2 separate regions of the Homo sapiens genome follow, and region 2 is linked to region 1. Evidence: chromatin loops called from intact Hi-C (ENCODE). Cell type or tissue: right lobe of liver. All regions are shown on one strand.

Region 1 (8,000 bases):
TTAACAAAATATAAGGGCTGAACTGGACCCTGGCATCTAAGTCAGAACACAGGAATTGATATATCAAGCCACAAGATCTTTAGACTATACCAGACAGAAAGCTTTGTATCACACTCACCACCAACTCAGGCTCCCTGTCTGGAGTGAAAACACCCTGACCTGGGACATGATCAAGTCACTCTGAACCAACATGGCCAACGCTCAGACCTGGTGTGGCAATGAGGTCAGGAGGCAGGGATAAGGTGATGAGGTTTCTCCTGGGGGCAGGGAGTCGGTACTAAGATTACTGCCATTCCTTTCAGATGGTTCTGATCCAAAAACCAAGGTCCACATTCAGAGATGAGGAGGCTGATCGGGAAGCTGTGGTCAGGGATCTTGAGTTAAGCCACCACTTGAATGGAGGAGTCTGGAGAATGAGTGTTAACTGGGCAATTTCAAGGGCTCTCTCTGTCACTCCACCGAGAATGTCTCCATTCTCTCAAAGTTCATGTGGATGCAGATGGCTTCCAAATCCACACATTGGACTCCAAATTTCCAAATTCCCATTAGAAACATTCTCCTGGAAGTCCTTCCCTTGCCAAGAAACTTGACATGTCAAAAGATGGAATTCAACATTCTTTCCAGCACTCTTCACAAATCCCCCCAACTCCATGAGTGCCACAATTACTCTCCTAGCCAACCAGGGAAGGCATCTCCTGGGCCACATGGAGTCTTACCTCTCTGTGGTCCTTAAATACACCACAAGGAGCCCTGGTCATTTCATTCTCCAAAAGACACTTTGACCTCAGCCTCTGCTCTTCACTCCCATTGCCACCATGCTAGGGGTGAGGCCCTCATGGCTTCAAACTGAAATTCTTTCAAATCTTTAACAAGCCTCTTGACCTGCAGGAACTAGAATGGTTACTCTTAAAAAGCACTTGCTTTGGGCCTGTGCCAAATGCTTGACATGAAAGAGCTCATTTAGCTGGGTGTGGTGGCTCATGCCTGTAATCCCAGCACTTTGGGAGGCCAAGGCGGGTGGATCATGAGGTCAGGAGTTCAAGACCAGCCTGGCCAACACAGTGAAACCTGGTCTCTACTAAAAATACAAAAAAAATTAGCCGAATGTGGTGGCAGACACCTATAGTCCCAGCTACTTGGGAGGCTGAGGCAAGAGAATTGCTTGAACTCAGGAGGCAGAGGTTGCAGCGAGCCGAGATCATACCACTGTACTCCAGCCTGGGTGACAGAGTGAGACTCCATCTCAAAAAAAAAAAAAAAAAAAAAGAAGAAGAAGAAAGAGCTCATTTAATCTCAACAACTCTGTTATGGTCATCTCCAATTTACAAATAAGGCAACTGAAGCCCTGTAAGGTGGAGTAATTTGTCCATACCGCAAAGACAGTAAGTGGCAGTGCTCAGCCTCAGTAGAGAACTGTGTGAAACCAGAACTATATCATCTCTCCCAGGTGAGGGGGTTGGGACAAGGACTAGAAATAGGGGGCACTGCTGAAATGTGGGTATCAGGGGACCAGGTAGGGACTGGACCTTCCAGTCCAGGCAAATAATCAACAACCTGGACACCTATAGGCATTGAAGAAGGTGGCAAACAGGGAGCAAGTCAGAGAGGAAGCAGGCAGAGCAGCTGGGGGACAAATGCTGTCCCTGGTGAGAAGGGAGGGAGCCAGACGCCATCTGACATTAGCTATCTGCAAAGGCATTGGGAGTAGGAAGCAATCCTTGGCAAGAGCCATCCACTACCTCACACTTGGGCTCCCAGTCCAGACTGGGCTTGGCTGTCTGCAAATACTGCTGAAAACTGTTTTTATGAAGCCAGGGAAGGCCCAGGGGCTCCTAGGCCCCAGGATAGGACAATAGACTGGTATGGGCCAGCAAGTTGTCAGTCCGGAGGGTGACATGGACACTGTCAGAGTCAAGAGCCAGCAGGATGTTAGCCAATAGGTAGCATGGTAAGGGGACAAGATTACCATTTCTGAATTACCTATACTCACATCCTCATTTTTTTTTTCTTTTTGAGATGGAATCTTGCTCTGTCTTCCATGCTGGAATGCAGTGGCATGATCTCACTCACTGCAACTTTCACCTCCCGGGTTCAAGCAATTCTCCTGCCTCAGCCTCCCGAGTAGCTGGGATTACAGGCGTGCAACACCATGCTTGGCTGATTTTTGTATTTTTAGTAGAGACGGGGTTTCACCATGTTGGCCAGGCTGGTCTCGAACTTCTGGCCCCAACTGATCTGCCCACCTCGGCCTCCCAAAGCGCTGGGATTACAGGTGTGAGCCACTGCGCCCGGCTTACTGACATCCTCTTTTAAGCCCACTCCCCAGTGTTAACTTATTCTAGTCTGCGTTGTATACTTAATGAGCACGTGGATTTTTTCTTTGTTTCCTCTACTCAAACCCAGCTTGTTCCTTTTCATCCAAACTGCCCTCCTGTACCATCTTAAATTTATCACCAATCAAAGGGATTCCATTTGTTAGGCTAATTTCCAAACTTCCTAAGGTCGCAGAGCATTCTGGAGCTAGAAAGGCTTGGAAAGCATCTGGCCCAAGTTCCTCATACTTGATATGGGCTCAAAGTCACTAGGACTTACCCACAGCCCGAAAGGAAGATGGCTGACTACAAGTCCACACCTGACTCCTGTTGCAACATACTGCCTTTTGCCCTCACCTAATGCACCTAGAATTGCTCTCTTTTCCTCCTTTCTCATCACAATTCCAAGTGACTCATGCAGCACCTGGCACATAGATAATGCTGAATGAATGTATGCTTATTTGGATTCGATGATCTCAATTTACAAAGATGAACTTACTGTAAGGTGTGAATGACTGATAACTATCCCTTAATTCTTCCGAGTACAGTATTTGCATTTTAAAACAATCTGCTGATGGTTTGGTGAAAAAGATGTGGTGAAATTTCTTTTCACCAAATTAGCTGGTAGAAATTTGTAAGACACAAAAGTATTCTGGGACAAGAGAGTGTTTCCAAAAGTGCCTCAAATCCACACACGGGGCCGGGCATGGTGGCTTACACCTGTAATCCCAGCACTTTGCCAGGCCGAGGCAGGTGGATCACTTGAGCCTACAAGTTCAACATCAACCTGGGCAACATGGAGAAACTTTGTCTCTACAAAAAATACAAAAATTAGCCAAGTGTGGTGACGTGCACCTCAGCTACTTGGGAGGCTGAGGTGGGAGGACAGATTGAGCCCGGGAGGCCGAGGCTGCAGCAAACCATGATTACATCACTGTACTCCAAGCTGGGCAACAGAGTAAACCCTGTCTCAAAAAAAGAAAACGAAACAGAAAAAAAAACAAATCCACACACGGTACTGGTAGCACAGGCGTACACCTGGTGGGCATTGTGTTCTACGTCAATGCCACACTGTAACCACTAGAGGGAGCTCCAAGCTCCCTCTCCACCACCTCCATTTGCTGCCAGAGGACGGGACAGTTGGTTTGTAAGGTTATTTGACTGGGCCAGGGGACTGCACATTAAAGCCTTTCTCTTTGCATCATCCCTTAGGATTCTCTCTTCTCCAAATGCTCTCTAGCTTGGAAGTGGGTCGTCCCAGTTAGGCTTGGAGAGGCTGGATGAGGTTAGCCTTAGAATAAAATAACTTTGCCTTCTCTCCTCACCCCCACCTTTCCAGCGGGTCAGGAGTCAGGGCTGGGCTCAGGGATGCAGGACCAAGAAGCTACTCTGTTGACTTTTAGGGCTGTGGGCTGCTCGGGCCTGCCCTCAGCCTAAGGACAAAGAAGCCCTCACGGGGACCAACATCACCAGAAAGGGGTTTGTGCTCAAACCCTAGCCTGGCCTCATCCACCAGCATGTGCCCTGGCACCTGTTATGGGTAGCTGGGAAGGAAGAAAATCAGTTTCCAGGATGCTAGGTCTGGCCATTTCCATCCTACATATCATATCTGTCTTATCACAACACACCACTCCCGCTGCACCAGAGGGGTCTGCATACCCTACTGCCTAGCCTCTCTGGTCCCAAGGGAATGGTCCTCCCCTCCATTCCATTTCTCCCTCCCTTTCCTTCAAGAAAGCAAGCTCCCATCCCCTACAGCAGCAGCTCTCAGATGCAGTCCTTGCACTAGCAGCATCAGCATGAACCTGTCAGAAATGTGAACCTTCAGACCCTACCTCAGACCTGCAAGTGGGAACCCTACATTCTAAAACTCCAGGCTGGGGCCCAGCAACCTACCTTTTTACTCCAAGTGATTCTGATGCAGCTAAAGTGTGAAAGTCACTGCCCTACAGAGTGGAGAGGTGCTGTCTCACCCTAAACTAACTGTGCCTGATCTCAAAGTCAGCATTTGCCAACTACCAGAATACTTGGGCTGTGCAAAGTCGTCCCTGGAGAGGCCAAAATAATCTAATCATAATCAAATAGCAGCTAACATCTAACAGTCTATTCCATGCCACCAGGCATGATACACAGCACTTCATACACTTCTTCCTCACAATAATCCTGAGGCAGATGCAATTATCAACCCCATTCTACAGTTCATCAGGGTTGAGAGACAGTGAATAACTCGACCAAAGTTGCACAGCTGACAGGTGGTGGGGACAGGGTGTGCACAGAGATCTACCCGGTTCTGAAGTCCCAGTTCTAAACCTCAATACCTCAGGTTTCCCAAGTGATGGGTTAAGGTGGGGAGATGGGCTTCATGTGGCTTCTTTGATCTCCCTTTGCTCCTAGTTTACACTGGGCCTTTGAGCTACTTTCCTGATCCTGCTCCCGCAGCTGGCTAGTGGCCAATCCCAGGCCTGAGCCCTCCCCACCTCTGCTTTTCCAGGAGCAAGATCATTGAGTCATCCACACTTCTCAGTCTCCCCTGGCTGCACCTCCAGCCCAGCCTGGACAGGTCACAGTGAACCTCTAGGAAGCAGGGATGAGCTCTGAGAAGCCCAACCTCTAGCCCATCGCACCGCTTACTTACCCCCCATGCCCTAAGCTATTTCAGTCTGCATGAGAGCAGTCTGCAGAGCACTGGCTGTGGTCACAGGATGACCTGCTCAGTCAAAGCTAACATAAAGTGTGGTTATTGCTGTGCCTTCATCTGCAGCATGTGACTGTCAGTTTGAGGCTTTGACCACTACCCATCCAAATGATTTGACTGTCCCAGGGGACCGTAAGAGACACACACACACACACACACACCCCCCCCCCCCAAGAGGTATCTGATGAACTCACACCCTCCTGAGCAAAAACACCAGAGCCTCCTCCCGCCCTTCCCACGTGGCTTTGAACAGCTTTCCCTAGCTTCCGCGCACCTGGTTTGCTTTCGTGTTGCCGGGTTTCCTGAGGGCTCGCAGGGCTACTGCTTGGGGTTTCCCTGTAGGAAGACGAGGCCCGGAGAGTCACCGCTCCCTTCCCAGTGCAGATTTTTGTAAGATCCATGTCTGAAAAGAAAAGGTCCAAAATTGAAGACTGAATCCAAGACTCCTGAAGGATTAAAGGACAGTTGGTTAGCAAATTGTTACAGCCGGGGAATGAGATGAACCTGGTTACAGCCATGCGAAGTCTTTGAACACCTGTGGTCAATGAAATTAATCTGTGGGTGGTGGAGAGGGGCAAGTTTTCAGAGGTTTACTGTGCATCATGAAGTTAGGGGAACATGGCGGCAATGGTGAGTTCTGAGTAAATGGATGAGTTATACTATCAGCTGAAAACATTTCAAAATGAAAGCAGGTTTATTCCTTTTATTAAATGAAGTTTAGGTTGATGAGCAGACTTCTGACCAGTTAGTAAGGCACAGTTCAAGAAAGAGTTTATGAAAGATGTTTCAAGCTTCCAGACCATACTTCTCATTGAAGACCAGGCTGGCAACTACGGAAGTGGGGGCGGTGGGGGGGGTGGGGGCGGGTGGTCCCATGGAGAACAACTACCCCTTTGCAGTTTTCCAGTGGGAAAAGGAAAAGCAAATCTCCTTGGATCAGCAAGTCAAGACTCCCAAAATGCTGAGACAGAAGGATATGCTGCCTGGCGAGAAAGCTCACGAGTGACAGTCTCACTTTCCAAACATAACAAAGAAAACTCACAGCAACAAAAACGACTCAGAAGGCTAAATCCTTCAATGAGCAGTGTCCACCGAGCCTCAGCTGTCTTCACAGGGTCCTGGCGTCTCCTACAGTTTCACTAGGGCCTAATAACAGACCCAGGTCAACTTTTAGAGTTTCCTTGAGAAAGATTTCAAAATACGCTTCAAAAGATCTGAATGCCATCCTGCAGGAAATCAGTCACGGAGGCAGGGAACCAGGGCAGACCACACAGTTCTGGGAGGCACACGCAGAGTGTTTCTTTATGTGCAGCTGAGCTATGCAGAACGCCACAGTTTTGTTTTGTTTTCAAATTGCTCACAGCCTAGATCCCTGACCTAAAATTGTCACAGTTAGGATTACAGGTTGACATTCAGGGTGTGTGTCTGGGCAGGATGTGAGTTCAAACATCCAGCTCATCCCCATTCCCCTCCGAGGGCAGAGAGAAGCAAAGCCTCTTCTTTCCTTTCCTTCCACGCCAGCAGCCCCCTGCCAACAACTCAGGGAGAATGATCATTAGCGTTAGACAAGAGAATGGACCTGCCTCGTCAGCACCTCTTGTATTGAACGCAATGCACGAAACGCACAATGTGTCAGGGCAAGCATCAGCCTTGGAGAGCATCTGACTTATCCAACTCTATCAAGAGGCTAAGCGACTGATGTCACCAAACTATTGGGAAAACTGGTTCATAGTCACTTCAAAAGGATGAGAGGCACACTGATGGATGCAGCCCATCCATAGGTTCCTGGACACACAGCCCAGTTACTTCTGAAAGCGCCATTGGATAAAGTACTGTGTAGGCCTCATGTGTCCCCACTTTGTACAGAAGGAAGCGATGAGCCAGAGCTGACATCTGAACTGTACTCCCCCACCCTCTGGAGGGGAGAGGCAGGAAGTGGCTGCAGGTAAAACTGGGGAAGGCAAAGGGGATGCTCTGGGATGGCCCGGTGAGCATCAGAGGCGAATCTAGGTTGGGCACCTAAGGGCAGCTGCTTCAAATTCAGCTAAGTTCAGAGGTTCTCTGTGAGACCAGGTTAATTCTCAGGGAGACTGCAGTTTTTGCTAAAGTACTGGGGGCTGGAAACCTCTAGGGAGAGCCTAGGATGTCCATGCACCGCAGACCCATCCCAAAGGGAAAGCTGAGCCTCTGGACTGACCCTTCTCCTAAAGAAAAGAGGGGCAAGGCCTCTGTCCTCAGTTCCTCCCCACATTCGCTGGCTCTCAGGAAAACGCACACAGACATTCACATACACAGAGGAAGTAAGGAAGCAAGCTGAGGAAGTGAGACGGAATGCCTCCTAAACATGCAACGATTCAGCTCAAAGTGCGTGTTAGAAGAAAAGAAGAAAGGAAAACCATGCCATGATCCGCTCACAGTTAGAGAAAATCGACCGACCCAAGGAGATACCTGTAGGGAGAACTAGGCCTGAGGCGTTTTTCACTGTCTTCACAGGAATGATTTTAACAGCAGAAATAGAGCGTGCGCGTAAAGGGTCGGCAGTTGCTGAAAACACAAAAGGGTAAATGGTGCATCCAGAAAGAACATTTGGGAAACACTCAGGCAGTTGAGGAACTGGGCAGGGACAATAGGAGGAAGTCGCCCACACAACAAGAACAATACAAAGGGCAGTAGATGCAGTAATTAAAAATAACCTGCTTTCTCTCTTTAGAGTTCTAGGCCAAGACAACAGACCCCTCCCCTCTAACTATCACCCAAATACAGCTGGTCAGTGTTGACCGGTGCCTCCTACCACACCAGGAGCTTGCCAAAGCTCTGGACAAAGATTTACAGAGGCACACAGATGGCCTGGCAAACAGAAGAAGGGGAGAGCACTCAGGGTCCACAGGGCCTCTTGGGAGAAGGCTGGGGAGTGGGTTCCGAGGAGGAGGGCTGTGGCCCATGGGCTCCAGATGAGTGGAAGAACGAAGGAACAAGATCGTGAGTTGTCTGGT
Region 2 (8,000 bases), 140 kb after region 1:
CTGTAGTCCCAACTCTTTGGGAGGCTGAGTGGGAGGATTGCTTGAGCCCAGGAGTGCAAGGCTGCAGTGAGCTATGATTGTACCACTGCACCCCAGCCTGGGAAAGAGAGCAGAACTCTATTTCTAAAAATACATATAATAGAGGCCGGGTGCGGTGGCTCACACCTATAATCCTAGTACTTTGGGAGGCCAAGGAGGGCAGATTGTCTGAACTCGGGAGTTCAAGACCAGCCTGGCCAACCTGGTGAAACCCATGTCTCTGCTAAAAATACAAACGTTAGCCGGCTGTAGTGGTGCATGCCTGTAATCACAGCTACTTGGGAGGCTGAGGCACAAGAATCACTTAAACCTGGGAGGTGGAGGTTGCAGTGAGCCGAGATTGCACCACTGCACTCCAGCCTGGGTGACAGAGCAAGATTCTGTCTCCAAAAATAAAAAATAAAAAAATACAGATGACTTAATTTTTTTATTTTTGCTCATCAGTACTTTTTAAATTTTTTGCAATGATCATATCTTGCTAGTATAACATTTAAGGAAAAATAAACTTAGTGGCACAAAAATGATAGGATTTTAAAAATATTACTCTATATGTGTTATAAATGTGAATTAATTGTATAATACTTTTGTGATTTGCTCTTTTACAAAGTTCATAATCATATTATTTGCTAATCACATTGCCTAATACAGAAAATGGTTTAGAAACAGAGGTTAGTGTTGTTTACAAAACAGAAAATCTTTGCTTCTTGCACATATTGGCTGCCCAGACCTCCCAGTCTTAGCCATCAAATCTTGGCATTTACCAGCCTCTGGAAGCATAAAACCCTGAGTGAGGGAGTTCTCCTGGCCTGGTCTACAGAAGCTTAGACAAGAATTGCCACAGAAGCATCAAAACAATAGAATGTGATGTCGTGGGCATCCCAGGGGGAAATAATGCTAGATTGAAATGAATTTTTGCATCACTGATTTTCCCTGCTGATTGAGCCCTGTTTATCTCATTTGGCAGATCAGCCTCAAAGTGCATGAACTATTTGTGCCTCATTAGTTTCCAATAGATTGATTTTGCTAGGATTGCGAATTGGCCATCTTGAATTGCAGCCTGCAGAAGCCGGCTCTGGCTCAGCCTCAGGGGGACAGACACTCGGAACAACAGCCGCCACTGCAGCCACCACCACTGAAAAAGAAACCGGAGAGCTGTTCTAAGGCTACAAGGACAATAGTACCTTAAATCTTCTCTGGAACCAGACAGCATAAAATACGGACTTCTAAGAAAGCAAACAAGGGTCATCTCTGCTTTCTTTTCTTTCTCTCTCTCACGTATTCTCCTTGGCAACTGTCTCATCTTTCCCTCAATCCCTCCCTCCCTCCCTCCCTCTCTCTCTCATCTTAGCCCCTTCTTCAAATGTTAAAAAAAATAAAAACAGTTTTAAGAGAAAAACATAAACAACTTGAAGACTAGTTTATAAAACAGTGAATGCTGAACTACTTACAATATAGTGATTAGAAAGAAAAGCAGAATATAAAACCAAACATACAGTACAATGACATTGCTTTACAAAAAATATACATAGAAAAAAGGATTAAATTTTAAAAAGCATGCCAAATGTAGACAGCAGTAACTTTGGCTGGTGGGGATATGGATGATTATCGTTTTTTTCTTTAAACTTTTCTGCACTCAAAACTGTCTAAAATTATTAACAGCACACTTATCCTCAGAAAATTTTAATAAAAATACATAAAGTAATAAAATGGCACATATGTAATCAACTTAAAAAGCCCCCCCCCCTTTTTTTTCATTCAGTAAGGTGTATTAGCCTCTATAGGATATTTGCTGGCTTGGTAATTAAAATGTTAAGGGTAAATCCAGCTTTAGGCAAAATCTGATCCAGCAATCCAAGAGCCATTGTCAGAGCTCTCTCTTTTCAGTTCTGACTGCCTTTCTTTGGGTGTTGGCCCTATCCTCTCCTACTGCAATCCAGGATACCTCCACCTTTTTCCACTTGAAGGCGAACTTGGTGGTCCCAGATTCATACTTTTCCACTTCTGGGAACCCAGAGGTGAGATGTCTTTCCCCACTAGCTTCAATGAGACAAATACTGGGAAAAGACCAGGGTTGGATGAGTTGGGATCATGGACCATGATGAGTCATCCCTGGAATAATCAATGTGACAAGGGGATTGGGTACTATGAATGTCTGGTCCAGGTCACACGTCACGGTGGGAAATGGACATGGAGGAGGGGATGGATAAAGCACAAAAGCACCCAAACAAAAATGTCCCTAAGACAGCACAGTCTCCCCTGCAAGGATTGTATGATCTAGTTAGAAAACTAAGACAAGCATAGAAAAGGGTAAAACAAAAACAAGGAATAAACAATAAGTTTATTTAAACATGGCACAAGGCAGAACATGATTAATTTTCCAACAATAGCATAGACAGTAAGTCCTAGGCCAAGAATTCAGGGGTGGGATAACCTGAGCAAACTTGGTGGAAGGGAAGGAATGTAAGCTGGGTTCTGAAAGATGGGAAGGTTTGGAGAACAGATGGAAATGGCAACATCAGTTCAAACTAAGAGAATGGCCTGAGCGTAGCCACAGAGATGGTCAAGTGAAAGATGTGTGAGAATAGAAACAGGGTCAGGAATGTGAGTAATTTTAGTCACACGCTAGAGATATTAATTGGGGCTGGAGTGCAGTGGCTTTGAAAGCTAAGCTCATGACTTTGAATTTATGTGGTAGCCGGTGAGGAGTCACCAAGGTTTTTAAACAGGGAACTGGTGAGATGCAGGTCATACATAAGGACAACCTGCCTCGTGGCAGGAGCAGGAGGAACTGGAGCTGAGAAAGATCAGAGGCAGAACAACCAGTTGAGAGGTTGCTGCAATGGTCCATGTGTGAAGTAATAAGGGCTGGAATGAGGGAGGTGACGATGAGGAATGGAAAGGAAGAGACATTTCATTCATCAACTCATTCATTCATCCAACAAGCATTTGTTAATCACTGACAACCAGGAACTCTACTAGATCAGCCACTAAGTTCATCAAGGAAGGTGTGGCACGGCTTGCCTTCTGCTGGAATACCAGGTCCTAGCTGAAGGTGACCAAAGACCATGGTGTTGCTGTTAAGAGAAATAGCAAAGTCAGGAGAAAGAACTAGTTTGGGCATCTAAGAACAAATAATTCCGAATCTAGTTTGACGGTACAGCAGGGCGGGCAGATGGAACTATCCAGCAGGCAGGAGAAAATGTAGGACTTGACCTGGAGAGGGAGATCAAGACAGAAGGTTGAGATGTGGATACCTCTGTGCACAGGGGAGCGTCACCTCCACAGGAGCACTGTGACTTAGGAAGGTCTGAGCCAGCCTGACTGAGCTTTATGCCGAGCTCAGAGCAGGGACAAAAATGGAGATCTCTTTGCCTGTCCGCTCTACGTTAGGTGCAATATAAACCTGATACGAACTTCTGCCTCTTTCCTGTGATTCCTGACACGATGGCCCCATCAGCATCACACATGTTGAGATGATTTTTCAGAAGCTGATTACTTAAAACCTCTAATCCAACTCCCGTTTCACCTCTGGATTGAAAAGTGCTCTTCTCCCTCTGTCCCAGCTAGAAAAGGGTGTGCTGCAACCAGATGGTAAACTGTGGACAGAAATAAACCCTGTTCACATGTAGCAAGAATATTTATATCCAATCCCATAATATCACTGCAGGCATAATTATAGCCAATCCTGCAATTGTGCTGCGGGTATCAGGCATCAGAAAAACCAACCCAAAGTGCCACAGAGAGACCAGGGAGATATGGGAACTGTAGAGGCAGCTGCTGCCCCTGAGAGACCCCTGGGCAGAAGTAGGGTGGGGCTATTTAGAGATTATGGAGGGGCTCTGCCAATGGTGGTGAAGAGGGACGTGATAATTTCACAGATTACATAGCTCAAACTCCAGTTTCAGTAGTACTGCATGCTTTTATTTGTAACTTTTAAGAAATTATAAAATCAATGCTTATTCATTGTACAAGGTTTAGGAAATATGGGAAAGTGTCTATAATCCCACAATCCAAAAATAGCATTGTTGCTGGTATGGTGGCTTATACCTGTAATCTCGGCACTTTGAGAGGCCAAGGTGGAAGGATGGCTTGAGGCCAGGCATTGAGGACCAGCCCAGGCAGCACAGTGAGACCCTGTCTGTCTCTATAGAAGTAAATAAAAGTAAATAGCCAGGCATGGTGACATGCACCTGCAGCCTCAGCTACTCAGGAGGCTGAGATGGAAGGATCTCTTCAGCCCAGGAGTTCAAGGCTGCAGTGAACCATGCTAGTGCCCTGCACTATAGCCTGGGCAACAGGGCAAGACCCTGTATAAAAAAAAAAAAAAAAAAAAAAAAAAAAAAAAGTGGCCGGGCACAGTGGCTTATGCCTATAATCCTAACACTTTGGGAGCCCAAGGTGACTGGATCACCTGAGGTCAGGAGTTCGAGACCAGCCTGGCCAACATGGTGAAACCCCGTTTCTACTAAAAATACCAAAAAATTAGCCGAGTGTGGTGGTGCACGCCAGTAGTCCCAGCTACTCGCGAGGCTGAGGCAGGAGGATCACTTGAATCTGGGAGGCAGAGGTTGCAGTGATCCGAGATCGCACCATTGCACTCCAGTCTGGGCAACAAAAGCAAAGCTCTGTCTCAAAAAAAAAAAGCATTGCTTGCTAACATTTTATAATTTGTTGTTATAGTATTTTACTTTGCATATATGTGTTTTGTGTCATACTGTAAATAACATTCTACATCTTGTTTATTTCATTTAATATCATATTTCCTCATATTGTTAAGATATATTCCAAAACATTATTTTACTGTGGTATTTCAGGGGAAGAAGGTAACAAAAAAAACCACAAAACATTATTTTAAAACCTTTTTCTGTAGTATTTTTATGAAATGGAATACTATATAGCCGTTAAAATGAATAAACTAGAGCTTCATGTAGCAACACAAATAATTGTTAATATAAGGTTAATAAAAAGGTAATTTGCAGAGCCAGGTATTAATATATAATTCAATGTCATTTTTGAGAAGTTAAAAGCTCTAATGCCAGAAGCAGTGGCTCACATCTGTAGTCCCAGCACTTTTCAAGGCCAAGGCCTATGGATCGCTTGAGCCCAGGAGTTTGAGATCAGCCTGGGCAACATGGCAAAACTCTGTCTCTACCAAAATATAAAATTTAGCTGGTGTAGTCACAGCTACTCCAGAGGCTGAGGTGGGAGGATTGCTTTAGCCTGAGAGACAGAGGCTGCAGTGAGCCATGATTGTGCCACTGCACTCCAGCCTGGGCAAAATGGCAACTCTATCTCAAAAAAAAAAAAAAATCTGAAACAATATTATACATTGTTTATGTTGACTTACATGTAAAAAGTATAGAGGCCTGCACAGTGGCTCACGCCTGTAATCCTAGCACTTTGGAAAGCCAAGGCAGGCGGATCATGAGGTCAGGAGATCGAGACCATCCTGACTAACACAGTGAAACCCTGTCTCTACTAAAAATACAAAAATATTAGCCGGGCGTGGTGGCGGGCGCCTGTAGTCCTAGCTACTTGGGAGGCTGAGGCAGGAGAATGGCATGAACCTGGGAGGTGGAGCTTGCGGTAAGCCGAGATTGCGCCACTGCACTCCAGCCTGGGCGACAGAGCGAGACTCTGTCTCAAAAAAAAAAAAAAAAAAAAAAAAGTATAGAAAATGTATGGGAAAAATTTTCTGCAGGGAAAGAGGAAACAGGTTGAAATTAAGGAGGAGTATAAAGGAGCTTTGATTGTTTCTATAATTTGTTTTTTGGGTTTTTTTTTTTTTTTTGAAACAAGGTCTGGCTCTATCTCTCAGGCTGGAGTACAGTAGCATGACCTTGGCTCACTGCAACCTCTGCCTGCTAGTCTCAAGCCATCCTCCCACCTCAGCTTCCTGAGTAGCTGGGGTTACAGGCATGCACCACCACGCCAGGTTAATTTTTGTATTTTTTGTAGAGACAGGGTTTCGCCATGTTGCCCAGGCTAGTTTTGAACTCCTGAGTTCAAGAGATCCTCCACCCTGGCTTCCCAAAATGCTGGGATGACAGGTGTGAGCCACTGCGCCCAGCCTGCTATTTCTTTTAAAAGGATTTAAAACAAATATAGCAAAACCTTAAAATGTATTAAATCTGTGATGAATAAATGTGTTCTTTATAGTCTGTATTTTTCTGCATGTTTGAAATATAGACATCATTATTTTTTAAATTAGTAGTATTCATTTTTTAGAGAAGTTTTAGGTTTACAGAAAAGTTGAGCAGAAAGTACAGGGAGTTTCTTCTTAAATTCCCACCTCACAGTTTCCTCTATTATTACCATCTTGCATTACTGTGGGTCATTTGTTACAACCGATGAGCCAATACTGATACCTTATTATTAGCTAAAGTCCACAGTTTTCATTAGGATTCACTCTTTGTATTATGCATTCTATGGATTTTGACAAATGTATAATGACATAGATCCACTATAAGAGTGTCATACAGAGTAGTTTCACTGCCCTAAAAATCCTCCGTGTGCCACCTATTCATCCCTCCTTCCACCCAAACACCTGGAAACCACTGATCTTTCCACTTTCTCCAGTTTTGCCTTTTCCAGAATGTCACATACTTGGAATCACACAGTGTGTCTTTTCAGATAGGCTCCTGAATCATTTATTTTTTAAATCAAAAATTGAAAGCCAACCACAATGAAGAAAACAAAAATCATCAGAAACTTCACTATTTCAAGATAATCACTATTAACCATACACACGATTTACTTTTTTCATGTAAATGGGATCATAGTGTGCAAAATATTATATTGCCTTTCTTTTCCACTTAACAACATAGTATGAAACTACGTAATTCAGGATTTTTCTTCTTTTTTTTTTTTTAAAGTCTACAAGAATGTTTCACGATGTGGATTAAATTAGTGAGCTAACCGATCCTTTACTTTCAGACTATTAGGCTTTCACCTGTGGCATGAAGTTTTCCTGGCTTTGAGGATCCCCTCTTAAACTAGAAAAGGCCCTTGAAGTCTCCAGAGAAGGGGGGATATAAGGCTACTGGAAATACCTTTCTAGATATGTGTCACCTGTATGACATGTTTGACATTAAGTGTGAGTTCTCGGCAGTCAAGGACATTGTCAACCACTTCTCCCCTCATTACCAAACACATGAAGCAGGTATTGATGAACATGGTGGAATGGATCCAACTTGCCCTGCAACAATCACTTTGGAGTCACCTCTAAGGAAATTCTCAAGCCACACAGGGTGCTGACTCCTTAAGAGCTGGTACCGTACACTAGGAACTAAGAAAGACACCAGAGTGGTAAGAGGGTGCCCTGTTTTGTGGAGCAGAGCAAGACAGATGCTATGAAGAACTGGGATGACAGACTGGGTGGGGACAGTGGGCAGTGGGTGTGTCTGCTCAGAGAATCTGGAGGGTGGGAAAGTGAGAGCCCAGCACTACTGCCCTGAAGCCCAGTAGCCATGAGGGGCTGGAGTTTTATGTAGATGGAGGAAGTCCACAGGCTCCTCTGAGAGCATTTACTCTTTTTAGTCAGTTTATCACACTGGTTGAGAACTTGGGATCTAGTATGGGACTTCTGGTTCAAAACCCCACTCAATCACTCTCTGGCTATTTGGCTTTGGGCAAATGGCTAAGCCATGATGGCTCAACCCCAGAAGGGGGAATATAAAAGTTGTTGTGATGGTTAAGTGAGATTATATGTGCAAAGTACTTGGCACTTAGTGAGTGCTTGGTAAATGCTAGCAATAATAATGATGATAGTGATAATAAAGCTTAGCACCTGTTCTTTTGAAAAGAAAAGTAGTCACTGAGAGCATAAGATAGCCAAGCCAAGAAGATCAGCATGAGTCTCACACTGACGCTCCCACCTAGAGAAAAGCCCAGCACATTTCACCAAGGCAGGCATGCCTGGATTCAAGTGGGTGGGGCACTGTAGGAGCAGAAAATAGGAA

The links. Peaks named below come from ENCODE experiments on the same cell type or tissue, not always from the same donor. Only the 100,000 strongest peaks of a DNase experiment are listed, where the experiment ranks them.
Region 2: a loop joins it to region 1, with 2.3 times the contacts of the local background. A loop is called at or near these places in 27 of 110 quality-filtered maps.

Annotation. Positions count from the first base shown.
Region 1 is chr10:95,427,167-95,435,166 of GRCh38, forward strand. It overlaps SORBS1 (sorbin and SH3 domain containing 1), which reads right to left. Exons shown (of 33, transcript NM_001034954.3): 5 at 7,456-7,551; 6 at 5,282-5,410. Among named protein-coding and RNA genes, the nearest start is that of SORBS1, 130 kb to the right of the region's middle. RefSeq lists enhancers at 3,104-3,193, 3,305-3,805. In right lobe of liver, a CTCF peak has its summit at 3,384 (motif pointing right); DNase peaks (open chromatin) are centred at 2,655 and 3,405; H3K27ac peaks cover 5,629 bases.
Region 2 is chr10:95,571,531-95,579,530 of GRCh38, forward strand. No RefSeq gene overlaps it. Among named protein-coding and RNA genes, the nearest start is that of SORBS1, 14 kb to the left of the region's middle. In right lobe of liver, no CTCF peak of the experiment used is centred here; no DNase peak of the experiment used is centred here.